Linked DNA regions of Homo sapiens: regions 2 and 3 are each linked to region 1. The links are chromatin loops, found by intact Hi-C in ENCODE. Cell type or tissue: endothelial cell of umbilical vein. All regions are shown on one strand. Region 1 overlaps CDH13 (cadherin 13). Region 2 overlaps CDH13 (cadherin 13). Region 3 overlaps CDH13 (cadherin 13).

Evidence for each region. A loop is a pair of places that touch in the nucleus more often than their neighbours do. Peaks named below come from ENCODE experiments on the same cell type or tissue, not always from the same donor. Only the 100,000 strongest peaks of a DNase experiment are listed, where the experiment ranks them.
Region 2: it touches region 1 in a loop (6-fold over the local background); 2 of 110 quality-filtered maps call a loop at or near these places.
Region 3: a loop joins it to region 1, with 6 times the contacts of the local background. A loop is called at or near these places in 2 of 110 quality-filtered maps.

Annotation. Positions count from the first base shown.
Region 1 is chr16:83,067,609-83,070,108 of GRCh38, forward strand. The region is part of intron 3 of CDH13 (cadherin 13); the gene reads left to right. Among named protein-coding and RNA genes, the nearest start is that of CDH13-AS1, 330 kb to the right of the region's middle. In endothelial cell of umbilical vein, a CTCF peak has its summit at 1,306 (motif pointing left); a DNase peak (open chromatin) is centred at 1,293; H3K27ac peaks cover 187 bases.
Region 2 is chr16:82,994,848-82,997,347 of GRCh38, forward strand. All of the region lies in intron 2 of CDH13 (cadherin 13), which reads left to right. Among named protein-coding and RNA genes, the nearest start is that of MIR8058, 310 kb to the left of the region's middle. In endothelial cell of umbilical vein, no CTCF peak of the experiment used is centred here; a DNase peak (open chromatin) is centred at 1,364; H3K27ac peaks cover 1,910 bases.
Region 3 is chr16:82,698,848-82,701,347 of GRCh38, forward strand. All of the region lies in intron 1 of CDH13 (cadherin 13), which reads left to right. Among named protein-coding and RNA genes, the nearest start is that of MIR8058, 11 kb to the left of the region's middle. RefSeq lists an enhancer at 225-1,424. In endothelial cell of umbilical vein, no CTCF peak of the experiment used is centred here; DNase peaks (open chromatin) are centred at 1,074, 1,904 and 2,264; H3K27ac peaks cover 2,309 bases.

The sequences.
Region 1 (2,500 bases):
CTTTAGGGATAAAATGCACAACCTATAATAATTTTAGTGCAATTGATTTATTATAGTCAAGGGAAACATGACTGAATAACAAAAGTAGGTTAGGAAAATACTGAAACAGAATAGGATGAAGAAAAGCATTTTAATGAAAAAGGAAAAGCAGAGAGCAGAGTAGTAATCTCTCTTGGTTCCTCTCCTTCCGTCAGCCTGCTGTTCCTGCCCCTCTCTTCTTCTCTCTGGCCTCTAGATACCGGAATGTCTCAGGCCTCCCATCCCCTCTATCCTCCATTTCGCCACCTGCTCTGGCCAAAAAGTTTGAAGGAGGACCTATGAAAAATATCCCTGGCCTGGGCTTAAGAAGCCTTCACCCTCATTCTCAACTCTGAGGCTACCAGAGCATGATCAGTTCATCATCTCAGTCAATCCTCCCAGCTCCTCTATTAGATCCATATGACTGCCACTTTGTGAAAGATACAAGGAGGACTTGGCAAAACAAGGGCCCCACCTGAAATGGATAGCTGAGAGCATTACCACAGTCGGATCTGCTGGGTTGAATTGTACACAGCAGATGCCAACTTCCAATGAAATTAGAATCATATTTCTATACATTTTCTTAAGTGCCAGACATCATTCTAATCATTTTATAGGCATTATCTCACTTAGTGTCTAAAAAACCCTAAGGTTTTGCCATATAACTTTCATCCCCACTTTATTATCTATCTAGAATAACTGAGGCTTATGGAGGAAAACTGACTGACTCATTGCTGCTTGGCTATTAAGTGGAACTTCCCAAGACTCTGTAACTTTGGAGACTAGTCACATATGAAATATGCTACCCTCTCACTTGTGTGATGACGTTCAGGGTTTGGCGAATGTTGAGCAAGCCAATAAGGTAAGGCTGTATGCGGTACAATTCTCACACTCGTTGCTCTTTTTGTTGTAACCAGCCTCTTTAAACACTATGGCCTGACCCTCTGAACCAGCCACCTGACCATTCTTCTGACTTCCCAATAAGCCTTTGCCATCACCAAACATACTGGCCTCCATGGTCTTCATCTTTAATGCCATTAATTAAAAAAATATGCCCCACAGCTCTGCAAGAAGAATTCAGCAGGCAGTTGGCATAAAAAGGTTGGGAATGGTTTACATCTTTGAGCTTCAGTATTTTAAGTCTGCAAGTTCATGGAGTGCAAGGGCTGTGGACACCCTGCTTGCCAATTTTTCTGCCTTAACCGTTCCCTGCCCCCTTGTTGTTCAATTTCTGGCCAATGTCTAAATTTTCCAAAAGGAAGTATGGTCTTTTGCATTATGACACATGATTGCCACCCACTGGTTAAGAATGTTTTCACTATGAAGGTTTAGAAGGTTTGCTGTTGAGGCAAAAGTTACCCATTTCCCATGCCCCCAGTTCAGTTGTCTGGATATCCCAGAACAAGAAGCATTAACTGCTTCAATTTAAGTCAGATTCTCAAAATCCCAAAGGCATGTCTTTCACTTATCCCATAAAACATCTAATTAAATTATTTCATTTAATTGTACATCTTGAATTATTTGTTTGCATCTTGAATTATTTTTGTCAATGCGCATTTTCCAATAAAGGAGTAATCAGTGGTCTCAATGTCATTCAGATGAGGCCACCCTTATTTATCAGAGTTCTAACACCAATCAGTATTCATCCACAGGGCTCTTTAGTGGAACTGTGGCACTCTTTAGTGGAAATGTGAGTTTCAGATTTCTGATTAATAAAAATAATTTGTAAATATGATCACATAATTTTTGCAATACCGTTTTCTTTTCTAAGAATCACCTATAGAAACACCTACTACGTGCCAGGCATTGTTTTATGTGAACATTTCATGTATGTAACAGCCCCCCCTAAGGTAGAAATTGTTATTGTCATTCTTATTTTGAAGATGAAAAGCTGAGGCATGAAGAGGGTAAGTCACCATCCAAAGTCACCTATCTAAAAAATGCAAAGCCAAGATTCAAACTCAGGAAATGTGTTACTAGAATCTTATCTACTATGCCATGCTGCCTCTCAGAAAGACTATCACTGCTTCCTCCAGCCTCATCCTCTTGTCTTTTCCTGGGCTGGGGCCATCCTCACCCTGATTGGCTCTCCCCAAAGGCTCACTCTGACACCCATTCCAGTGCTAACCCTGTTCAGAGTGGACAGGAACTGGTCCATGCATCTCCTTAGATTTAACACGATAGGCTCTGTCTCTCACAAGGGCAGGCAGCAAGCAATTGTCTTTTAGAGGAAAACAAACCATTTGAACTAAATGTTGATTCTTGCTCTCTCTAGAAATGCAGACAGAAATCGGCAATCAGTGTAGTTGATGGATACCAGAAAAAGAAATAAAAGTAAGGAAATGAAGAAAAATTGGGCCAATGGCACTTTAAAAATTTCCCAAAATTTTGAGGACAACTTCCCTTTTTTTCAAGGCACTTGATGCTTCTCTAGATAGAAAAATTGTTTTCACCTAAAATATCACACTAGCTGTTCTGAAAT
Region 2 (2,500 bases), 73 kb before region 1:
GGTTAAGAGAATAACTTTGGACATAGAGACAGATGGGTTTCATTTGGCCACATACTAGCTACATGACCTCGGGCAAGTTTCTGAACTTGATGCGGCTCCATTTCTTCATGGGTAAAATTGGGGTAATTATACTATTGATCCTGTAGGATTATCCTGAAGATAGAATGCATAATGTTTACAAAGCACTTGGTACAAAGAGGCATAAAGCAAGAAGTGAGTAAATGTTAACTGCTGCTATCTTTATTCCCGTCATTTTAATCATCACTATCAATTATCATCACAACCCAAGTGGCTCAGGGATGGAGAGACCCCAACTAGGACCCTCTCTCCATTCTAGGGGAAACATTTATTCAACTCAACTGTGGCCAGAACTCATAGTGAATCTCGCTATAGTCATCCTCCGTTTTGCAACAGCAGATTTTGCTGGGCTCGTGGTCACTCAGCTAAAGACTACTTTCTCCAGCCACCTTGCATCTAGGTATGACCATGGAACTGGGTGATGGCCACTAAGACATGAGTGAGCGTGATGTTAGCACATTAATCCATGCCTTTGAAAGGCAAGAAGTCTATTTTCCCTTCCTGTTTTTCCCTTCTTCAGCTGAAACGCAAACGTGGTGGTGAATCATCTTGAATTAAGCTGAAAAGGGTAACATGGAAGAGATGGCATGGCAACAGGATGCATCCCCAATACCATCAAGCCACCATTCCAATTCTGGACTGCCAACCTAGACTCTTAAATAAGGGAGAAAAAAAGTCCTTTTTGCTTTAAACTACTGAATCTGATATCACCTATTATAACACCATGGTGTATCGTAAAAACACACCAAACAACTATTTTCAAAATAGATGTGATACTTCTCCCCAGTTATACAACTTCTGGAAGCAGGAAGCCACTGCATTCCCCCACCCAGCTTGTCATGGTTTACTTCTGATTGGATATAACTAGATGATAACAGGGATCACGCTGCATCCATTGAGGAGAAAGATGATTCAACCCTCTCGCGGGCTGCTGGGGAATCGATATCGTTTAATTATGAGAAAGTAAACTGTGTTTACATTTTACACAGTGGCAAGAGGAAGGTCAAATCACAATCCTCATACCCTTTATCAAAACCATGCATCGCTGTTTGTCAAGTGAGATTCAAAATGGGATGAACTTGGAGAGTTGCCATCTTCCTGTTTTCTCCCTTGTTTGTTCATATGGCTGTGCTTTACAAGATTAAAAGGCTTACCGGGCAAAAGCATAGCAGAAGGAAGTAAAACCTTCGGGCAGATGAAATAATTCTTCCATTTTAGGAAAAAAAGGCAATTAGTTATTTGAGGTTTTCTGGGTGGGGCAGTGAGTAGAAGGTCATTATGTTCCTTTCCTGTTGTATATCGAAAATCAGTTGAGAAGTAATGAAAATGGTAAGAAAAAGAAAAAAAAAGAGTAAACCCTCTTCCTCTCCCAGTGGCCTCTACCCCATGACTCATCAGCTTCCTGAACTGGAACAACACTGAGCTTTATGACTACAGAAATGTCAGCTCTGAGCACAGTGCATACTTCTTTGTGTGAAGATCTTAGGCGGTTGTGCAAAAGCCAGCCCAGGACCCAGCATGGTCCTGCTTTATCTCTCTGCCGGGCTAGTCTCCATGTTCATTAGAAATGTGTGATTTCTTGACAAGCACTCTTTGGATTTGCTGCAGAGTCAGGTGATACATTGAAATCAGCAAAAACATTAATGATAGCAACAACAAAAACGACCTTGTTTAAGTTTTACGCCTTATAAGGGGGCAATGTTAGCCTTGTAATAAAAATGAGGTAACTGCAACTTGGAAATATTAGGAAATTTATTTAGGATATCTTAGAAAATCATAATGAGAGTGATGATGATGATGATGGTAGTGATGATGATTATGGTAATGATAACTATAGTGATGGTGATGACGATGGTGATGGTGGGGGTAATGGTGATGGTGATGGTGGTGATGATGATAGTGATGGTGATGGTGGTGATAGTAATGATTACGGTGGTGGTGATGATGATTCTAGTGATGGTGATGCTGATGGCGGTGATGGTGATGTTGATTATTATGGTAATGATAATTACGATGGTGTTGTTGATGATGGTGGTGGTGGTGGTAATGATGATGGTGATGGTGGTGATGATGATGATAGTGATGGTGATGGTGATGATGGTGATGGTGGTGATGATGATGATGATGATAGTGATGGTGATGGTGGTGATGGTAATGACGGTGGTGATGATGGTGATGGTAGTGGTGGTGATGCTGATGGTGGTGATGGTGGTGATGATGGTGATGATGGTGATGATAGTGATGGTGATGATGGTGGTGATGTTGATGGTAGTGATGATGATAATGATGGTAATGGGTGGTAAAGATGATAATGCCTTACTCTAGGCTAGATATTGTGCTAAATATTTCACTGACAAGCAAATGTGTAAACTCACAGTGCTCAGTATTGTGATTGACCCTAATACGTTTTCACTAATTGTTG
Region 3 (2,500 bases), 370 kb before region 1:
TATTTTAGACTTTGGGGCCACGTACAGGCCCTGTTCTATATTCTTTTTTTACTTCTTTTCCTTTTCTTATTATCCTTTTTCTTTTAATAATCCTTTAAAAATGTAAAAAAACAGAGATATTCTTAGCTTCCAGGCTGTATAAAAATAGACTGCATGCCACATTTGGCCCGTGAGCCGTAGTTTGTTCATCCCTAGTTTAAGAAGAAAAAACATCTTCATACTAATAATAATATACAATATTCTGTTGGCAAAAGACATTTTGATACTTGTCATTTAATTGATCTTCATAGAAGCCTGATTGTTGAAGGTGGATATTTCTAATAGCTCCCCTTTCATATGGGGAGAGATGGGAACTTATGTGATGAAACTGGGATTCAGGCTGTAGTAGGGCCAGGGAGGGTCACTGATGATTACCTGAGGTTGCCCTGCCAAGGACAGCTGCTTGTGTCCTCTGCCTCTGAGAACTAAGCTTCCAGGAGGACCACCGGTAGTAGGGAGTGCATTCAGCTCCATCCTCCTGAGAACATACACTCTGCAAGTGGAGAGAAGCCATCTCATTATGTTAATTTCAACCCAGCCCAGACTGAGAGGAGGCTGATTTCAAGGGCAAAGAAGGTGAGGCAGCCGATTCCCAGGTCCCATTTCCCTTGCTCCACTTCATTAACATGGCCACCCTTAATGCGTGTCATAACTCTGCCTTCCAGCAAGATTTCCTCTCCACTAAGAACCTTTTAGAAATGGTATTTAAGAGAATGTGCATAAAACAAGTCTTCATGGTGATTATGACATTTCTGCTGAACCAAAATGTAATCAGTACACACATTTTGCATCCTTACACTTAATCCACAAACATAGCTTTTACTGTTTTACCTTCTCCCACCCACAATCCAAACAGTGCCACAGAACAAACGTAACAGGATATTAAGATAATCTCTTTTGTCTATGCCAAATGTCATTTAGCTGTTGAGAGAGGAATGTCCCATCTAGTTTTTACAAACAATAAATAATACAGCTTATGAAGGTCCACATGGGTGACACTGATGCAATGTTTCAACAGTTTTCCGAAAAAGGAAAATAAAATGAGTCATCCAATTAGTTGGCTGGGCATTTGCCTGCAAGTTGCCAGAGAGCTTTGTTGATTTATCCCAACTTGGCTAAGATTGGCTTACTCTAGAAGTTCGCCTGTTACAGAAGTTTGGTCTTTACTAGGGTGACACAAAGTATATTTTATGGATATTAGTTCATCAGGATGCTGAGAAGGGTTATAGCATCAAAGACAAATATGGCTGAACATATTGGGGATCATTTAGGTTAAAGAAATTTAAATGAATTTTTCCTGCGGGACTTCTCAGAGGCTTTAATCTGTGAATGTGCATACTGAATTTCCAAGAAGGGTTTAGAATGTGCAGCAGTTTCCAAATCTACTTGACCTGGGAACCCTTTTGTTCACAGGGCATCCCATGAGAGAACACTTTAAAGAACAGACGATGAGAATCAGTACCATGCGTAAAACGTGACCAACGTTCTATGCAGAGGAGATTTTTGAAAGTATCCCCACCAGTGAAGAGTTACCGTGTATGTGTATAATGTACATAAGTGGACATTAGCTTGTATTTTCAAATAATAAAGTCAAACTTTATTATTAAGGAAGATACAAGAATTAGGGCTAGTAAGTGTGTGTGTGTGTGTGTGTGTGTGTCTGTGTGTCTTTCTATGTGTAAATGTCCATCCCCAGGGATTAAGAAGTCTGGATTTGGGTTAAACTTAATCATTTCTAAGAATCTCAGGTTTTCAGTCCTGTCCTAGAATTTCAAAAACAGTCAGAGAAAGCAACTGTGAGAAGATCACAGCTTCTCATCCTGTTTTGAGTCTCACCCTCCTCTTTGCCCTCACAAAGGATTTCAGTGATTATGTTCCTGACAGGATGCATTTTAATTGTTTTCTGGTATGACTTCCCAATACATCAAGTTGTGTTTTCTATATAGCCGCTATCCCAAATGATTACTATTCAGAACACTAATCTGATCTCTAAATCTACAAAGAAAAGGCCATGTAATTTGCTTCTCTTTACAGTGCATTACGTGCACCATTGTAAGTGCTGGAACCCGCCCCCCCCCCCCCCCCCCCGCCCCGGGCATCTCCAAACTGCTGTCCTGTGGATAGCCCCAGTTGCATGTGCTCAAAAGCAAACTTCTTATCTCCTCCATGAGTCAGTTCCTCTTCCTGTTTTTTTCTCTCATTGCAGCTAATGACATTACCATCCCCTCAATGTCCAAAGTTAGAAACTTCTGAGTAATTTTTTATTTCTTTCTCTTCCTCACCTTCTACTAATATTAGCTGTTAAATCCTGTTGATGCTACCTCTGAAATATTTCTCAAATCCACATCTCCTTTCAACCTTGGGCATGGCCCTAGTTCAAGGTCCTATTTTTCTTAGATGGACCACGGGGTCCTTTTGCCATGATCTCTTTTTCCATCCAACTTATAATTTTTCTACAACT